Linked DNA regions of Mus musculus: region 2 is linked to region 1. Evidence: chromatin loops called from intact Hi-C (ENCODE). Cell type or tissue: left cerebral cortex. All regions are shown on one strand. Each heading gives the region's core, and the rest is flanking DNA. Links, peaks and the distances in the headings are about the cores only.

Evidence for each region. Peaks named below come from ENCODE experiments on the same cell type or tissue, not always from the same donor. Only the 100,000 strongest peaks of a DNase experiment are listed, where the experiment ranks them.
Region 2: it touches region 1 in a loop (2.4-fold over the local background); 3 of 42 quality-filtered maps call a loop at or near these places.

Annotation. Positions count from the first base shown.
Region 1 is chr13:36,572,441-36,582,821 of GRCm38, forward strand. No RefSeq gene overlaps it. Among named protein-coding and RNA genes, the nearest start is that of Gm46409, 35 kb to the right of the region's middle. In left cerebral cortex, for the core only: a CTCF peak has its summit at 6,363; DNase peaks (open chromatin) are centred at 3,625, 4,162, 4,531, 6,285 and 1 more place; H3K4me3 peaks cover 710 bases; H3K27ac peaks cover 3,739 bases.
Region 2 is chr13:36,362,364-36,372,744 of GRCm38, forward strand. The region is part of intron 5 of Fars2 (phenylalanine-tRNA synthetase 2 (mitochondrial)); the gene reads left to right. Among named protein-coding and RNA genes, the nearest start is that of Gm40912, 160 kb to the left of the region's middle. In left cerebral cortex, for the core only: no CTCF peak of the experiment used is centred there; DNase peaks (open chromatin) are centred at 4,099, 5,579, 5,852, 6,609 and 1 more place; H3K27ac peaks cover 1,756 bases.

The sequences.
Region 1 (10,381 bases), core at 1,526-9,525:
TGCCAGGCTTGGGGTCTGAGGCAGGACCATGAGTAGAAGAAGAAGGTAGGGAGACACCATGGAATAGGTGCGTCATGAAAACATGGCCATGAAGGCTGGCCAATTAGAGTTAAGAGCTGCCCAAATGGAACATGGCAAGTTATAACTCAGAGTTATTGATGGAAAAGTAGATTCTAATAGCTTAAAGGGTAGATCTCTCCCCAGTTCTAGTGCATTGAAGGCTTATTATAAATATAAAAGTTGTGCACCTTTTATCTGGGAACTGAATGATTAAGGTGGGGTAGCAATCCCTGATTGAGATTATATATTATAGCAAGGAAGATTCTAGATTGGGTTAGTTAAGGTACAAAGATCTACCCTAACTATGGATGGCACCATTCCATAGTCTCAGATTCTGGACTGCTTAGAAAACAGAAAGATCGTGCTGTGGATACAGTGTGACCAGCTGCCTCCTCCTACTGTCATGGCTTTCCACACTGTGATGGACTGTAACCTGAAACCTTGAGCCAAAATAAGTCCATCTTTCCTTACATTGTTCTTTTCGGGTATTCTGCCACAGCAGAGAAAGACTCTTAATATAAAAATGTCTGTGCTCATCTTGAGAGTGGCTGACAAAGCATTACTCTAATCAGTTGGGATGCATTTGGCTACAAGTGATAGAATCCCTAGTTCTTTGTGATCAGAAGCAACAGATGTTCCTTAGCGAGTTCTCCTCAACATGTTGGAAGCTTCTTCACCTGTGTGGACTGAAAATGGGAAGTGCTTGGGAGCATATCTCTATGACACAGCTCTTCCATTATTACAACAAAATGCCAGAGGTGGGTTCACTTTATAAATGAGAGAGGTTTTTGAAGATCACAAACCTGTAGATTAGAGTGCATAGTGCCACATTATCCAGGCTGTGGTATGAGGACTTCTTGGCTGATGATGTCAGAAGTACTGTGTGTGTGTGTGTGTGTGTGTGAGAGAGAGAGAGAGAGAGAGAGAGAGAGAGATTTTCAGGGGTCTGGAATCTTGACCTCCCTGACAGTACAGTGCTAATTGCTCTTCTACAGCTTGAATCTGAAATGTATCCCACATAATCATGTTTTACACACTTGGTCCCTAGCTTGCAGTGCTCTTTTTGGAAACTGTGAACACTTTAGGAAGCTGGACCTGGCTGGTGGAAGTAGGTCACCAAGAAAAGGCCTATGAAAGTTATGCCAACCTCTTGGTCCCCTACCATGTGAAGAGTCTCCATCATACATGCCTGTTGACATAAACTCCACCATGCCTTTGTTACAAGCATGGACTGAAACTCCCCTGAAATTATGTCTAAAATAAACCCCTTCTCTCTAAAGTTACTCCTGTCAAGTGTGTTGGTCACAGTGATACCACAGGAACAAATACTAGACACAGCCTCCCAAAGTTTTCACTTAACAACTTTGCCACACTGAGAAGAACCAAGCCTTCAACACATGAGCCACTGAAAGACAAACCATAGAAACTCTTAATTGAGAGGTAAAGGGGCTCAAGGCCTCCAGACCTCCTCATGGGACAAGCCAGTCACTCGGAAAGCATGGGACACTGACTGACTCGGCCACCTTGCTTAACTTCCTTCTCTGCCTAGTTCTATTCTTTACTCTTCCTTGGGGGACACTGCTTAATAAACTATTTCTGTCCAATAAGCCACTTCTCATGAGCCCTCACCTCAGGGCCAGATGCTGTGGAGACAACCCCAAAGCAGAATCAGAATTTTTGAAGTTTCTAGTCCCTGTTGGACCACACTGGACTTCATCTGCGATTGTGTCCTTATTTCCTACTACCTCGGTTGTTCCATGCAAAAATCCAAGGATCTCAAAGGGAGACTTTGCTGTGATATGGGGCTCCTGAGTGGTGTGGGGACACAAAAATGTCTTCCAGCAATTCATCATCCCACATCCCATGCACCAAAGGGCTCTTGAGAGACGGAGCTCAGCCACAGCCAGGCAGGTCATCTGAAAACTGAATTTACATCTGCACAGAGGGTCATTTCTGTCAACGGAGCCAGACTTGCTTCTCTCAACAGGATATTCACGTTGTGAGCTTGTAGCATTTGGATTGAAGAGACAAGTTTCCAAAGATTCTCGCTGAGATGACACAGTCCACCCCAGGTGAGTTGCTGCCAGCTGTACGCTGACCATGCATGTAGAAAGCCATTTCTTTTTTCTTTTATCCCAATATAGGTCTCTTTGGTTTTGCTTGGGCCTGGTCTGGGATCTTCGGGTTTCTTGCAAAGATTGGAAATAGATTCCATGACTCCAAGTCAGCCATATGCAAGACACAGTGAGGTATATACTAGGCTGAGCCTCACGGTTCTTGTAGGGCAACTGTGCCTTTAGTCATAGGACCATGAAGATTCTCTATCAATGTGGACTTGTTCTATCCACAGTGGGAAGAACTGCTAGCCCAGGGATGGCATGGGATGCTGTAGGGAAAGAGCCTTTGAGGTTACAGCTTTTCTCAAGGAACTCAATGTTTTGTTTTGCCAGCAGAGAGAGGTGGAGCTGCAGAAGCAACTGCTGGGCCATTCTGTGACATTTAAGGAGACGGTCACATTTGTGTGCAATGGCTCTTTTGTGTGCGGAAAAATCTAGCATCTCAACCCAACCTACAACAATCCTAAGAGCCACCAGAGCTGCCAAGGTCGACTCTGATCAGTGGGGTTGAACAAGGTGGCTTTGATTCTTTTTCTCTTCATCTTCTTCTCACTTATGTGAGGGTGATCCCTTAACATGATACAGAGAACACTCTACCACCTCAGAGTCTACTTCCAGGACATTCCATCTGCAGTAGTCATACTCTCCGTTCTCCTTAGCCAGGACTCCTGAAGGTGACAGTGATCACACAGCCACTCAGGACGTGGCCTCAGCTCTCCTCTTGCTTTCAAGCTCTCTGGGGGGAAAAGGCATGTCCAATGTCAGGGAAAGGACACAGCCTCCAGGTGCAGCCTAAGGATGAGGCCAAGGCCTTCCCTGAGTGTACCCAACCCCAGACCTTCTTCACACAGTCCCTTAGCATCTTAGCAAGCCCTGCAGACTGCATCTGCTTGTGCTTGCTCCCTCCCAAGCCCCCGGCCTCCACCTTAGAGCCTCAGGCATCTCTTTCTTGGGCCACCATGGCTCCTGGCCTCTGGGCAGCTTATTCTCTGCATTGTGGCTGAAATGTCTTTTGAATCATTGAGTCTTCTACTTCTGAAATCTGTTATTGTTTTTTTTTTCCTCTCAAATTAGCTGTCTTTTGATTCACAGCAGTTTGCTTATGTGATGTGTAGTTGCCCTTCCATATTTCTCAAGGATACTAAATAAGTGGATTTAAGCCTTTCTGCTCTGATCAGAGTATTAGCCGCCCTCTCAGTCATAAACTCACTCTTTGCAGAGTCTGCTGATACCTGTTTGGATATCATCCTCTCATGTTTGTGTGCTAACCTCCGCATTTGGTCTCTGCCATGAAATCCTGGCTGTACTTTAGCAAGCCTATGGGGAGGGAGGAAAAGCCATTGCTTCAGTTGCATGGGGGAGGGATATCAACCAAGCCACCACGAAGGCAGCTCACTGTTCCATTTGCTTTGTGGGAGGGGATTACTGGGGATTGAGTCCAGGTCCCCACCTACAGTAAGCAAGCTCTCTGTCACTTAGTCATCTACCTGTACTGGCTGCTCATCTCTCCTAGGTGCTTTTCTCCGGGATCCAATCTGTCCACATACCCAAGGTTCATGCTGAAGGGGTCCATCTAAAAGCAGGAATATCCCTACCTGGCCTGAAACCGCCTCCCTGATCATGCAAAGCAAAGGGCATCTTCAGAGGCACCTTCTTCTTCATTGTCTGGATCATAAAAGTTCATTAGCTATTTGCTAGCTTGCAAAAGACCTCCCCCGCCTGAACCAAAGTCTGTGAAGCAGAGGCTGGGTCTGTCTGGACCACCCACTTGTACCTGGTTCTTACCATTGCACTTGACACATTTACTTCAAGAAATAGTTATTGAACAATGTCTTGTTTTTGCTTTTACATCAGACTTCTTTCTAAAGAAAGGATTCTTAGCTAAACACAGATAACAGCTGCAAAATAGGGTATGCCATCAGATGGGAGCAAGGGACTTGCTTCTCCTTGGAGTCTGTGGGGTGGAGGAACAGCAGGGCTTCCTTGGCACAACCCCCTTTCCCTGCTTCTGGGAAAATTACCTCTCTGTCGCTGGCCTCCTGTCCTGGCTCAGGAGTCTGACTTCACCTTCCTGAAAGCAGGAGTTTGGTTTTTTTTTTTTTTTCCTTCTAAATTCTGCTGCCTGCTGCCAGCAGAGAGAGAGAGAGAGAGAGAGAGAGAGAGAGAGAGAGAGAGAGAGAGAGAGAGGTGGAGCCTGCAGAGGCTGCTGCTGGACCATCCGATGCCGTTCAAGGAGACAGTCACATTAGTCACTGGGTCCTGGGGTCTCAGCGAGCAGTATATGCAAAGATGAAGAGGGAGAGGGCTTCGTGCTGCACCATCTTTGAGTCATCCCTGGGTGTCAGCACTCCCACCCCACCCCTGAGCATGACTGTGTCATCTGCAGCCATCTGCCCAGCCTCTCAACAGTGGTGCCAGCTGTAGTAGCTAAGAGGACCTCCCCCAAAAGAGGATGCTACTGAGGCTGAAGAGGAGGGGCCTTTAACCATTTTAGCCCCTCCCCTACTGTTTTATAAGTAAAGAAACTAGGCCACAGCTGAGATGACTGGCCCAAGGTCACCCCAGTAAAAATAGGGGAGCTGGGACCAGAATGAAGGGCTCCTAATACCCAAAGGTACTGGGACCGCATCAAGGAATGCTCCTTCTCTTTCATCTTGTCTCTGCTTCATCTTGTCCTCTAGACTCTTCTCGCCATTCTAGCCCTGTGTGGCCCAGCCTCAAGGACACCCCTGCCCCACTCCCGTGCAAGCTGCATCTTCCTGCTTGGTTCTAAAGGTCTTGCTGACTTCTGGTTATATGGTACTGGCCTAAACAATGCTCCCTGAATGGTTGCAAGCAGAGTGTGGAAGCCACATCTGGGGTGGGGGTGGGGAGGTGGTGGAAGCTGCATCTGGGGTGTGAGTGTGGGCATAGGGGGGCACGGAGCAAGAACTGGCTGTAGCCAGGATGTATGCTGACCAAGGCTGAGGACACTCATTTCCTTCCCAAGAGACTGAGTTTGACTTTCAGAGCCCAGAGCAATGCCCTGGGATGAGAGGCATCCCCAGACCCCTCCCTGGGCAATGGCTACTTTAACAAGCCCACACTGCCTTGGCCTTTGTACTTCCAGCCTCGTCCTCACTGCTGTCAAGTCTCCTCTTTTACTTTGATCCTCTCAACAGACTGTCATTCCCTTTTTAAGAGATGTCACCATAGTTGGCATCACTTGAGTCCTCTACCAAGCACACTCGCTTATTTCTCTGTCTCTTGGTCCTCCCAGGGGTCACTTTGGGCAGAATTGTGTCCAGGACCTGTCATCTCTGGTTCTGAAAGCTTGGCTGGCTGGAATCTGACCACCTGAGCCAGAAACCTGGTGCAAAGAGGAGGATGGGAGGCACCGGTAATGGTTTAAAGGCCAACCTGCAGTTAAGTAGGGTTTGGGGAGTGGGTAAACAAACGGCAGCTTGGTTATGTCACAGTCAGGTTATGCTCTGACATAGGGGTGCCTGGGAAACCTGGTCTGAAGGCCTACACGGCTGAACTGAGAACTGAGGACTGCAGAGCCCAGTCCTTCCGAGAGCATTCTCTAGAGTGTGATCCATGGGACACTGGGTCTATGATACACTCTGGCAATAAACGGTTCAGAGATCAGCCAAGTTTGGCACTCACAGCTCCCTGCAAATCTGTGCGTCCCTCTTGCCAGTCTGTCCCAGTACCCTTGGCTCTGACCCATCAGGCAGTAAGAAACATGAACAACAACCACTCTATGTCTGCTGACCTTAAAGCCTGGCAGATACCTGGGCCTTGTCAGGCCAAGAAGGCTCTGTAGAGGTGTCTCCTTATGTCCCCAAGATCAGGGCTCAGGGACTCCCGGTTTTGCTTTGGATTTTGTCTCCTCTTATTTGAATTTCTGGAGAGAAAACAAACAAACCAAACCAAACAAACAAAAAAATACCTTCAAAACCAAAAACTAACTAGTTAGAGCCCAGAGAAGAGCTGGCCAATGAAAGGCAGAGTTGGAGCATTACAGCATCAGCGAGACCGCCCATTGGCCGGCCTGCCCTGAGGAGATGCGGCTTCCCGCCCCTCCACGCGGTGCGGAGTCCGTGCGGGCAGCTCTGTGTGCGCGCCCCAAGATGCCCGGCGCGCGCCCCTGGCCTCCAGCCGGGAGCTCTGGGTATTTGCGCGCGGCCCAGCGAGCCTTAGACAGCCGCAGGATGGCAGCGGAGTCCGCGCTCACCAGTGGAGGCTGCGGGGACGCGTGGCGCTGGGCTTCTCTGCATTGGGGAGGCGGCCTGCAGAGCCCAGGACTTCCAAGGACTGCAGAGCGGCAGGACTTGGTCCCTGCGCCCATCGTTGTGTTGTGGCTGGGTGCGTTTCCTGTCCGCTTTTTAGCGTTACTTTAACCACCATCTCTGAATTGTGCTGGGCATATTGTTTCTGGAATGAGGGCTGCATTCCCAGTTCCCTCGTTACTAGATAAGACTAACTTGGCAGCCAAGGGCTTTCTGGCAGATGTCTGCTATAATCCCAGCCTTCCAGAGGCTGAGTCAGGAGGACTGCTGTGGGTTCAAGACCAACAAAATGAGACCTTGTTACCGCCTCCCCCGCCCCCCCTCGCCAAATCACAACAAAAATAAAGTCAGGGAAAACGAGTGTGTGTGTGTGTGTGTGTGTGTGTGTGTGTGTGTCTGTTTGCCACAGGGAACTAGTTATGTTATTGTGGGGCTGGCACTTCTGAAATCTGTGTACTCAGCGAAGGGTTAATGGAACTACTCAGGAGTTGGCAGGCAGGGTTTCCCTGCATTTTTTAATGGTCCCAACTGACTGGACTAGGCCCACTCATTTACCCTGTGGAGGGAGAAACACTACAGAATTATCTTAATTGAACGTGAGGGAAACACCATAGCTGAATCATATTCCCTCTGACCCTCAGGATCCCAGAATGTGACTATTTCAACAAATCTGTCAGGAGACCTAGAGACACACAGCAGCACTGGGGTGTGTGGGGGGTGGGGTGGGGTGGGGTGGGATGGAATGGAATGGAATGGAGGTGGGGTGGTTAGGTGTGTTACATGGGCAGAGTCAGCTAGCTGATGGGAGAGGTCTCTGAGAAACCAACTGGCTCTGCTCTGGCCTCTTGACTTCTAGTCCTCTGCAAAGGAGGAAAATATTTCTGTTGTCTAAGCTGTACTAGCCAGTGGCACTCTGTATGGCCCTAGATACCCAGATACAATACTGACACAAGCTCAGTCATTGCCGTGGTGTTTGTGTCTAGACTGCATGACAGGAGCCGTTTATCCATCTTTGGCAACTGCATAGGTTTTCATGCTATGCCAAAGGGCTTAGGTTTGAGATCTATCCATGCTGGGGGACCATGCAAGCATGTGCATGTGCTTGTGTGTGTGTGTGTGTGTGTGTGTGTGTGTGTGTGTGTGTGTGTGAGACATAGACTGGCGGGGAAAACTGAGGTCTTAGTCTGTCTTCTTTCTCATTCATTTTGTTAGTTAGCATATAGAATAAGTCACCGTATGGCCTTTGCATCCAGGTGCATCATGTTTGCAGTGCTCTGACTCCTAACATAACAGCTGTCCCCTCATCAGAGCAGCTTTGACTGCTTACAGGAGACCCTCAAGATCCAGCCTGTTGACTATTGGCATTCTCTGTGGAAGAAAGGGTTAGAGATTCCAGTCTCTCCCTCCTGCACCTCCTAGTCATTTGTATGTAATTCTGCCTTAAATGTTTGCAGCCTTGTGGTCTTGGGGACCTTAGAACGTATACCCTGTGAACAGTTAGCTGAAAGGGTTTCATCTGTGATTCCATGTATGCAGCTATAAAGTCACCACCATGTCAAGGTGAGATTTTTCTAGGAGCATAGCTACCCTGGAGTTCTCCATACTCCTGAAATAACTCCTTATCAATGTTCTATAAGTAACATTCCAGGTTAGAGGATTATCCCCCAAGTAGGTGAAATTGTTGATATTCTATAAGAGGGCATATATGTGTGTGTGTAAATATACATATATGTATATATATGTATGTGTGCATATATATATATAATAGATCTGTGAGTAGTGACTGTGGTGCTTATGAAAACGGTCCTTTCAGATACCTAGTGTCCTAGTGTGGGCATTTATGCTATATATATTATCAAGCAGAGGGAGGAGAGACTTAGGAACAACTTCGATATATATATACCTGCTTATGAAAGAAACTGTGTTTGTCTGAGGTTAGGCTCTTCTTGAAATCTAGTTTCATCACCTTCCGAGCAAATGATACATTTTCATTCATCTTTGTGGTTGAATAAAACTCCCTTGTGTATATGTACCACAGCTTTATCCATTAATCTGCTGACCGTCATATAGGCTGATTATGAATGGTGCTCTAGTAAACTTGGCTGAGCAGGTATCTCTGTGGTACGCTGTTAAGATCAAATCTGGCTTTTAGAAAGATCTCTCTTGAAGCAGTGCTCTGTGAAGGAGAGAAAGTACCCTGAAGGAGCAAGCTGTCACCAGGCCCAGGGGTCAGGTGGCTACTCCTGCGAGAGGCCAGTGGAAGGAAGATGCTGTCAACCCAAGTAAAGAAGGTGACTGAGCGCTCTTTTGAGGGCAGCCCTGGTACAGGTCAAGCAAGGCATTCTTTTTTTATGCATGTTGAATTCGACTTTCCTGGAACATTCCAGAGGGATCACACTGGGGCCATTTGTTATATAGTGTCAAGTCCAAGTTGGGTTATAAGCAAAGATTTCCATATCTTTACTCATCCAGAATTAGGAGCCAGTAATCTTCCCACCATATTTGCCGTGTCAGTCCCAAATTTCCCAAACATCTGTGGCCATTTCTCCCCACTCCTTTCCTGCCTCCTTCCCTCCTCTTCCTTCTTTCTTCTTAAAAATATAATAGTGTGTGTGTGTGTGTGTGTGTGTGTGTGTGTGTATGCATGCCACAGAATGTGTATAGAGAGCAAAGGACAAATTTTAAGAGTTCCTTTTTTTCTTCTACTATGTTCATCCTTGATATGGAACTTAAGATGTCAGGTCTGGTGGCAGACTCCTTTACCCGCCGAACCATCTCACCATCCTCCTTTTTCTTAAACATTTAAGAAACATTTCTTAAACCTTCTTATAACATTTCCATTATCAGGATAAGTTTTAGAAAGACCTCAGCCCCCATAGAGGACTCTCATCATGTGATGAAGGCCCAGTTGCTGTTCATAGACAACACAATTTGTAGTCTGCTGGATCGGGGCTCATGTTCAAATATAGACTCTTTGGATGTCTCCCCCAGATACCTAAGATGGGATTGAATGTTTATAGGAATCTGTCTGAGATGTGTTTCGAAGTGTGGCTGTTGTTCTGAGTTCCCTCTCTCCCCATTTGCAACTTTCTTCCATGAACCAAAACCTATTCCTAGTCAGGGTCCTCTTAATCTCTTACTCTGAGTAGGTAGACAGGAGGCAAGCAGAGGAATTTAGGAATGACTTAGCGTTAGATCTGCTTCTTTTAAAATATGATTTATTTGTATTATTTTAAACACGTGTATATGTGTGTCTCTGTGGAAGGGTGTGTGTAGATCCCCTCTGATGTCAGACACGTCAGATCCCGCTGCAACTGGAGATCAGATGGTTGAGACGCACATGTTGTGGATGCTGGGAACTGAATTCCTGTCCTCTGCAAGAGCGGTCCTTATTCTCAACAGCTAAGTCATCTCTCCAGACCCTACAGTCTCCCTCTTGATGTATGGACCCAGACCAGTCTTTGCCAGTCTCCCACCCTGGCCAGTACTTGCTACCATGTCCTTGAGCCTCTGGTTTTCTCTGAGTCTCAGCGTCAGTTCGGCAGAAGAGACACATGCAGGGCTACTGTGATGAATCTAGAGAGATACCTAACACAGGAGGGCCACACAAAATCCAGCAACGCCAGGGTTTTCTGCTCCTGAAAACTGTCTTTAATTACTCTCCGTCCCTTCCCAATTAAATAAAGCGGAGCAGCAGGAACAGCAGCCAGGAAACACGCTCTGAGGTACTTTTCGGCACTGCCTGCTGGAGGAACATTAGCATCCCCAGCGGTTATGAATGCCATGCTCCGCCCACACCAGGAGCCCCTGGATCAAGTGTGTTCCTCTTGATTGCTTTGTTTCTGTGCCTCTCTGTCAGGTTCTCAAGGGCTATGTTGCTGCCTTTATCTGGGGAACTCAGAGTTAAGCCTTTCACCTCCATTTATTAGG
Region 2 (10,381 bases), core at 847-8,846, 210 kb before region 1:
ATTCATATCGTTTCTCTTGCTCTGCTTTCCTTATACCTACTTTCTTTAGTAGCTTATCTTAATTGCACAAAATAATGGGCTTCAACAATAATATCATCATACATGCATGTACTGTACAGTGATGATATTCACCTCCTATCTCTTCTGTTTTCTTCTCCCTCTGGTGCCCTTTCTATTCCATATAATGGCCTCCCTGTTTGCTTTCATGTCTCTTTTTATCTAGATTATACATGTGAGAACGCATGTGCTGTAGCTACTTTCTGAAACTTGCAGACTTTTGTTTGCTGATGTGAATGGTTTGATGTCAACTGTCTCATGTGTCCTTGTTCCTGTCTCTGTGATTTCTAGACACACTCTGTACTTTCTGGGGTCACTGGAAATGCTTGTATTTTGACAGGAGCTGGCTTGTGAGTATGTATATGTATAAAAACCATGAATACTCATGTTCTTCTCTATATAGAGATTACATCCTTTTTAGAAAAGCAAAATATTGGAAAATTGAACTTTAAAAGGAATTATGGATCTAGAAAGTGGTAGTGCAAGACCCATGAGAGAGAAGCAGATGGACCTCTGTGAGTTTAAGGCCAGCCTGATCTAACTAGTGAATTGCAGGCCTGCCAAGATTGTATCGATACCCTGCCTCAATGATAGATAGATAGATAGATAGATAGATAGATAGATAGATAGATAGGTAGATAGATAGATAGATAGATAGATAGATAGATAGATCTGTAGGAAAGACAATAATAAACCCTTGTTAGGTTAGAATAAGAGAAATTAATAAGAATTTATGGATTGCTTGGTTGGTTGGTTTGGTGTGTGTGTGTGTGTGTGTGTGTGTGTGTGTGTGTGTGTGTGTGTGTGTTATGCTGCAGATTGAATCTAGGGTTTGTATGTGCTTGCCAAGTGCTCTATCACTAAAGTATATCATGTCACCTATTCCCCTGTGGTTTTTTACTTAATTTAATTTTACATGTATAGGCAGTGTGCCTACATATGTGTATGTGCACCACGTTCACACAGTGCGCTAGGCGGTGTCCGATCCCTAGAACAGGAGTGACAGTTGTGAGCTGCCCTGTGGATGTAGCTGCTGAGATCCTGTACATCGAGTGCCCTTCACCACTTAGCCAGGTCTCCATCACTCTCCCTTATACCCGTTCTAAAGTAAGAGGGCTTGCTAGGTTGCCCAGGCAGACCTTGAAAATATATCTATGAAACTATAAGAGTGTTCGTGTGTGTGTTTGAATTAGTTTGAATCCAAAAATAACTTGACTGCCATTGACCTTCAGTGGGATTTCTTGAAATTCCATAGCCATTCTGTCCCATTTGAGTAAGACTGATTGGGAGTTACTCTTGTGGACCCTTCCACAGCAGCTCTTCCTCAGCACCTGTTGAGTGTTAGTGTCCCACAGCTAGTTCTCCACCAGGACCCTACTCCTTGTTCCCTCACACAGCCACAACACATCAGGAGTGGCTCTACTCCAGGCAGGAGCTGTGACCACTCTGGAAAGGAAACTCAAGGCTGTGTGGAGACTGTACTCAACCAGACTGTATTCCCAGCCCCAACCTGTGCGGTGTCCCTCCCTCTTTGTGCATAGAACTATAATGAAGCCTGTGTGTGTGTGTGTGTGTGTGTGTGTGTGTGTGTGTGTGTGTGTGCGCGTGCGCACCCGTGTGCAATAAGGCTGACAGTGAGCCATGAGCTTTGGAGCAGACCATCTGAATTTAATTCCAAAGCCACTGATCTAGTAGGTCTTAAGATTTCTCAACTGCCAAAGCAAGAAAATATTAATTCCTACTAGTCAGAAAAGGTTGTGAAGAGAATTAAGGAGCTTAAATACAATACAAATCCTTAGCACAGTGCCAGCATATAAAGTGTTATGTAAATCTCAAATATTATAGTTGTAAATGTCTGTGTTAGTATAGCAAATAAATACCCGGCACATACTTAAATGGCTATGTTAGAGGTTGGCACATAAACTCTCCTACAGTCCAATAACAAGCATTACTATATAAATTTAAAGGTAATAGGCAATATATGGAAATGGTGTTTTGACAGCTTTTTCACAATAATGGTTTTGCCCACCATCTTGTCTTGGTATGCCTCCTCTCTGGGGTTAGTTGAAGAACCTAATTCTTTTTCACCCTGACTAAAATTTTCCTTTTGTCCATGAAGGTAGTGTATATTAAATACAAAATGTTGCACCTGCCTGTGTATAACTGACATCTTCTATCCTGTTGAGTCACTGAAGGTTTTTCTGATTATTTTTTAAACACATAAGGGATTACCATGACAACACTGTCACTCACTGGTTGATGGTACAAGACATATGCTTACAAATCTACTGCAACACAGCATAGCTTGTTAAAAACAGATTCTCGTGTTTGTGATCAAGCAAGGATCTTGGCCTTTGCTGCTCTACTTTTTCTGCTGATAGTTTATCTGTTTTTGCTTTGCTGGGACCTAGGGCCTATAGCAAAAGCATGGAACTTAAGGAGGATTGATTCTCTAGATTGTGGTACTTCTGATTTTTATTTAAGAAAGTAAGACTTCAGGGCATTTATTCAACATTCACAAGACAATCACACAGAAACAGAGCACCTTTTCTAACTGTTGTACCTCCATTCAGCCCTGAAACTCATGTGGGCAGCAGCCTGGTCTACCATGTTGTCCTGCAACCATCTATCCCAGAGGTTTTCTATGACGTCGACCTAACACCTGCCCCTGTGTATATCACAGCAATGACTGAGACCTTGCCTGTGAAGTCACTTTGTGAACAGGTCTAGAATTTGATGTGTCTGTCAAGATGTGAATTATCATTGTGCTTCAAGAGACCACCATTCTTGATAGAAAAATGGTCAGGGAGTCAAGGTTTGACCTTCCCATTCCACGGAATGGTCTCACTCACACTGCCAGCACTTGCTTTTGGTTCTCTATAGGCTGCAGACAGAAATATGTCAATATGTGTGATTACTGAAAAGGTTGGGTAGCCAAAAGAAATTTTTTTAAGTATGAAAGTAAGCAATACTTTTGGGAGATCTGTCTATTTATTAGTTCTGGGATAGTCTCTCTGCATACGTAGAATTAAGGATTTGGGATTCATATCAGCATGGCAGAGTTCACAGAAAACTGAAAGGGATTATGTAGGAATGTTGTAGCTTTGACAGTGTGCAGGGTGATGAGAGCAAGTAACGTCACACAGGTGGGACACAGCATCTGCTCCTTGCTGTCTGGTTCCCTAGAAGCTGTGTCCATCTAAGGTTCAGAATGACTCGTCCTTAGAGAGTGCCCCCTGCAGCTAAAGGGGAAATCAGTACACTCTCAGAGGATCTGATTAGTGCAGTTTGACTAGGAATTCAGGGGCCATATTTTCATTTCACTAGAATGAAACCTAGGGGCTGGAGAGGTGGCTCAGAGGTAGAGTGCTTGCTGCTCTTCCATAGAATCAGATATCAGTTCCTGGCTCCCAAATTGGGTAGCTCACAACTTCCTGTATACTTTACTTCCTCTAATGCCCTCATCTGGCCTCCATGTACACACTGCACACACACACACACACACACACACACAACTTCCTGTATACTTTACTTCCTCTAATGCCCTCATCTGGCCTCCATGTACACACTGCACACACACACACACACACACACACACACACGCACACGCACACGCACACGTACACGTACACACAATACATATACTAAATACATACATACATACATACATACATACATACATACATACATCTTGAAAATGAAAAATAGAGTACACACGCAGAAAAAGGAAAGGAGGTTATGGTGCCAATAAGATTGACTCAGAGTCTTTAACTGGGTTCTCTTTTACTTGGAATTAAAAACCCAAGTCAGCCATATGTGTTGCCTGCAAGTGGTGCTGCTGAAAAGCCACCAGTGTGTTGCTGAACATGGTCCCCTGGGGCACCGTCTCTCTGAGCATCACACACAGGCAGTCTTGTAGCCAGGTGTGTGCAAGGTGTGTGCTGTGCTTATTCTTTGCTTTGAGCTCTGGGTTCCTGCACAGCCAACAGCTGCTTTGCTGAAACTGCTGTCGGGGCCAAGTGTGCGCCTTCCGCCTGTGCACAGCAGGGCCTGTGCAGGAGGCTGTTTCTCCTGTGGGTCTGAAAGTGATCCTGAGTGAGACACCCCACTCAGGCATTTAGCTCAGCCTCAGAACCAGATGCCAGCTCCCTTCCTGTGAGTAACCACTAACCTTTATAAAGCATGCAAGCACCCACAGCAGCTGCCAAGTGCTTGCCAGGTGCTTACGAATGGTTTTTACCACTGTGCCATAGAATAAGCACTGAGTGCACGTTTTACACATGGCAAAATTGATATTTAGAGAATGTAGAAATTTGTCCAGAGTTATACAACCATCAGGTAGAACCTGACAAATAGCTCTGGAGGCATCTGGGAGCAGTCACTAACCAGCAATTTCATTCAGTCCTGTCTGACAATTCATGGCAGAGCCTTTGCCATTGGACAACTAAGTTTCTGTGTGTGCCCCTCAACAACTGGGTAACTTTTGATCATATTTCACCAGATAAACAAAATGGCCTTTCAGTGTTTAAAAAGAAAAAACAATTGTGATAGTTTTGATTTTTTGTTGTTTTGTTTTGTTTGGGGGGGTTGTTTTTGTTGTTGTTTTTACATTAGTTGAAAGTCAGAGACAAAGACTAATGAACTTTCTAGAATCATTGCACTCTAGAATAACTGAGTTCAGCATTGCGGACACTGTGATGGACCATGCTTACTTGTCTTTGACAACAGAGTACATTCAGGCAGCACTCACTGAGAGCCATTTGGGGAACTGCCTGTGATTGTTTGGTCAACACATGAGGGGCATTAAGAAGTAACTGTGCTTCCATGTCTTTGATTTCAACCCTCATTTGGTCATCATTACAGCCACTCACTGTATATCACCATTGTATATCACAAATATATCACCAGTGGATGACTGTTCCTTTGCTTAAAGAGTACTGTGCACACAGAATGGTTCCAGGTACCAAGCATAGCCCCGTTCTTGCTTACCCTCTGTAAAATTAAGAAATTAGAACGTAATAGATGTTTCTGTCTGTTACATGCACAGATAGGTCTCAGGCCACCAGTGTTCACTGAGTATCTGTTCTGCTCACAGCCAGTTGAGCAGTTTTTGCAAGATTTGGAGAAGAATCATTCATACTTAACTGTGCCTCAGTTTCTTTAGCTATAAAATTAATGAATGTAATGCCACTTCTAGATAATTTCATTTACATGGCATCATAAATATCTTCCAGAGATGCATGGATGTGTTCAAATTATTAATAAACTCATTGTCTAGTAACAAAAACAATATCATTTCCTCTCTACTTACAAATAGAATTGTTTGCTATTGTTCTTGAAACAGATACTCACTCTGTAACCCTCACTGTCCTGGAACTTGCTATGTAAACCAAGCTGGCCTAGAACCTAGAGAACTCCATCTGCCTCTGTGCCTTTCTAGTGCCTGCAAAAAAAAAGGTATGAGTCACCTGCCTGCTAGAGTTATTGTTTAGCAGATCTTCATGACCTACTTTCAAGCTCTGTTGTAAGGATGTTACATAAAAAGCCTGTTGCCTAGATACTGAAGTATTAATAGCCCCATTTTACAGAAGAGGAAACTGAGTCCAAAACCAGGAACATAGCAGGTCCAGTGCCACAGGCACAGCCATGGTGGAATTCTGCTCCTCTGGTCTGCAGTCCTGCTGGCAGTATCAGCCTGGAATCAAGCAAGTGGCTGTTTCTTTGAGGGGCCTGTATTACAGTTGAGAGAGGGAGGGAGGGAGAGATCCTGCAAAATTTTAGATGTTTCTGTTCTGATCTTCCCTAGCATGTCAGGCCAACTTCCTCCTCACCAGATGTCACTGCAGCTTGGAGGCAGGCCTGCCCTTGGCTCTAGATGCCATTCTTTGACCAGAATTCCACTCTCCCTCATCCTCTTGCTGCAGACTCATCTAAGCTGCAAGACAGATGCTGCAGAATTCAGCAAAGTCTTGACAGGCACCTCATCACTTTACAGCAGCTGCATTTCCCTGGACCCACCTTCAAACTGAATGAGTAACCAACAGAGTCTTGGTTGAGCTTCCTCATAAACCACACCGACCAGTTCCAACAGTCTTCCTGTGTGTGTGTGTGTGTGTGTGTGTGTGTGTGTGTGTGTGCATGTGTGTGTCTGTGTGTGTCTGTGTGTGTGTGTGTGTGTGTGTGTGCATGTGTGTGTCTGTGTGTGTCTGTGTGTGTGTGTGTGTGTGTGTGCGTGCATGTGTGTGTCTGTGTGTGTCTGTGTGTGTGTGTGTGTGTGTGTGTGTGCATGTGTGTGTCTGTGTGTGTCTGTGTGTGTGTGTGTGTGTGTGTGTGCATGTGTCTGTGTGTGTCTCGCAGCCTTTGGAGAAGGACCACTTTAGGAGCTCTCACTGGTGTAGTTCCTAGATGACTATTTTATCAGCATGTTGGGTTTTGTTTTAACCTAGACTTGCATCTGCCCTCCCACAGCATTTAATGAAGAGGTCTTTGACATAAATCTCTGAAAACAAAAGCTACATTATGCATCCTGTGCATGCAGAGCCGTCAGGGATGCTTCTCTGTGAGATGCATAATTAGAAACTTAGCTCTGTGCTGAGAGTGGGGAGCTGCGATGGGTTAATAAAACACCGCTTCTCAGCTCCTTTTCTGCTCAGAATATGAATTAGGATATGCAGAAACTAAATGACAGGAGCAGCCCAGGGAAGAAAAATGCCTTATTTTTATTACTGTAATATTCTTCATCCTATATTCTGTCATACCACAACCTAGTTCCAGAGACCTGAAGCAATGACTGTTCAAAAAAAGAATTGTCTGAGGTGACTGTTTCTTTGTGCATGGATAAAAAGCCTTCTCTAAATCTATTTTTGTATTGTTTTTATTTAGAAATTTTTAGCTGAAGTACAAATATATGAGTTTAAGGCATAAACTATGCTGTTTTTACTGTAATAATTACCACAAATTTTTATTCAACACTGTTGAGAAGTTTTGTGTGTGTGCACGTGCGCTCTGCATTCTCCTTATTTATCGTTCACTGATGGCACTTGGATTGTTATTATGACTTGGCTGCTGTAGTAGTACTGTAATAACGAACACGAGAGTCCAGAGCTCTTCCAGAGCTGATTTGCACGTATGCACAGACCTGGCGTGGCGGGAGCTTAAGCTAGTTCTCTATCCGGCTTGAGGCCCCTCTCCACTGGTTTCACATTGACTGTCCCAGTTTCAGTCCCACCCAGCAAACAACTTTCCCTTTTTCTGCATCGTCATAGCCATCCTAGGAGATGGCAGGTGACTTCTCATTGCCTCCATCGTTAGCATTAAACATCCTTTCAAGTACTGTTGGAAATTCATAGGCTTCCTTTGGAGAATGTTTATTTGAGTCCTTTGCCTAATTTTTAAATTGAGTCATGTCGCTTTGTTACTTTTATATAGTTACTGATATATTTTGGATATTAATTTTGTATTTGATAAATACTGATAAAAGCAAATTTTAAGCTTTCCTAAACTGCAAGGGTTAAAGCAGAAAGGAAAGAACAGATATGGGAAGTTAATGTGCAAACAGTTCAAATGTGGATTACGGCTTTATGCCTTGGGCAGGTATAAGAGCTCGTCCAGGACTGAGCCAGTTGGCATTGCTTCATTCACTTGTTGTTTATTTGTTCATTCATTCACTCATTTTCTGCCTTGCCTCTTTATTGGCTTAATAAGCCTATGTATCAGAGGTTCCTTGGTCTGTAGAATTTTGCTTTGATAAAAGTTTCCAATTTTTTTTTGTCCCATGGGTTTCCCTTTTATTATTTTTTTCTTTGCTATGAAATGTTTTTGATGTAGTCAAGCATGTATTATTTTTTTTTTGTTATCTAAACTTTTGATGTCATATCATATAGATAGAGATATACATATATAGGTGTGTGTGTGTATTTACACATATATACACACATATATGTAATATATCCACACACACACACATATAGAGAGAGAGATAATCCATACATGCACACATACATTCATAATACTATGCTCACTAGCCTATTCCTGTGTTATCCTACAGGAAGTTACAGTTTCAGTTCTTAAAACTTTTTAATTAATTTGGTGTAGATTTTTATATGGGTTGTAAGATAAGCTTTCAAATTTGTTCTCTTTGCATGTGGATATCCAGTTATCTTAACTCCATTTCTTGAAAAGCCTGTGCTTTCCCTGTTGTATATTTTTGGAAATCTTGTCCGAGATTGCCCCATGTAAGTCAGTTATTTCTGAGTTCTCTATTTGTCTCATCCTTCTCTGTCTGCTTCCATGCTGCTCTAAGGTTTAGATTTCAATGGAGTATAAAAAGCGCATAATATGATTTCATTAGTTTTGTTCTTTAGGTTCAAGAATTCTGTGGCCATCCCATTCTTTTGTGTACATATTAATTCAAGTATTTTTTTCTGTGTCTTATAAAAGTATGATTAGACTGTTGACAGAATTCATAGAACCTATAGATCACATTTACTAACATGAATGTTTTGAAATAATTTTTTAATCTATGAATATAGACAGGATGGATAGCTTCTTATTTATTTGTATATTCAATTTATTTCAGTTTGTAAATCTTTCATTTCTTTGATTTATTTATTTCAAAATAATTTTCTTTGATGACTTTTTCTTTTCTTTCTTTTTTGACAATTCATTGATATTATATAGAAGTAAAACTGAGGTTTTTATGTTGACCTGGTATTTGTGCCAATTTGAATGAGAAATGTCCCCTGTCATTTTGGGCATTTGAATACTTGATCCCTATTTGGTAGGTTAATATGGTACAACCTTGTTGGAGTATATCACTGGGTGTGAGCTTTGAGAGTCAAAATCCTTGCCTGCTTCCAGCTTGCAGTTGAAGATGGGAGCTCTTAGCTTCCTGCTTCTGCTGCATGGGCTACTTGAAGCCTTGCCTCCTAATCATGATTGGTTTTTACTGTCTAGAACTATAAGCCCAATAAACTTTTTCTTCTATATATTGCCTTGATCATGATTTTATCACAGCGACAGAAATGTCAACCAATATATCCTTCAACCTCATGGGTTAATTCATTTATTGTCTCTAACAGATTTCAATGAAGTTTTTAGGATTTTAAGTATGTAAGATACTGTCATCTTCAAATAGAAACAACTTCCTCTTTCCTAGTGAGGGCATGTTTTATTTATTTTCTTGCTTACTTGCTTTATGTATGAACCCTAGGACTTTGTTGGCGGAGAGTGATGAGAGAGGGTGTCTTGTTGCAAATCGACTTAGAGGGAAACCTTTCATGTTTTTACTGTTGAGTAGACTTTATATACAGTAAAAGTTTATGTGCTGCAGTCTGTTCCTTTTGTTGCCAGAATCTTATTATCTGCTACTAAGCATTTCCTAGAAAACAAACAAACAAACAAAAATGAGGATCTTCAGGCATCGATGAGCAGAAGATAATAGATATGTTTGGAGCTGTCAGCGAGCAGTTTCTTAATGTTTTAGAGTGAAGTGGACTTAGACCTTTGGGGTTTTGTTTGTTTGTTTGTCGATTTTGTCTTTTTGTTTTTTTCTTTTCAAGACAGAGATTCTCTGTGTAGCCCCACCGCACACGCACACGCACACACACACACACACTCCCCACTGTCCTGGAATTAGCTTTATAGTGTAGGTTAGCCTGGAACTCATAGAGATCCTCATGTCTCTGCCTCCTAAAGACTGGGATTAAAGATGTACACCACCATGCCTGGCAGTCTTGTTTGTTTGTTTTGTTTTGTTTTTGTTTTCTATGTGATTGGTGTTTTTGCTGCATATATGTCTGTGTGAGGTTGTTGGATCCTGCTCCAGACAGTTGTGAGCTGTCAGGTCAATACTGGAAATTGACTGAGTCCTTTGGAAGAGCTGCCTCTCCATTCCAACCCCCCCCCCCACGTTTCCTATATAGCACACTACTTTTTGCAAGACAGTTTATTGGAGCTAAGCGTATGTGTGTGTGTGTGTGTGTGTGTGTGTGTGTGTGTGTGTGTGTATGGAATCAAAATTTGTGACTAATTGGTGGCTGTATGAATTGTCACATAAAATAATCATCAGATGGCTAGTGAATAGAAATCAAAGTACTTTTAAATTCTAACTATTGTATTTATTTATTTAGTATTTATGGATGTTTTGCTTGCCTATATATCTGTAAATTGAGTAGTACCAAAGGCCTACAGAAGCTAGAAAAGAGCATCAGCTCTCCAGAGACTATAATTACAAACAGTTAGCTGCTATGTGAATGCTGGGAATTGAACTCAGGTCTTGAGAAGGAATAGCAAGCATTCTTAATGGCTGAGCCATCTCACTAGC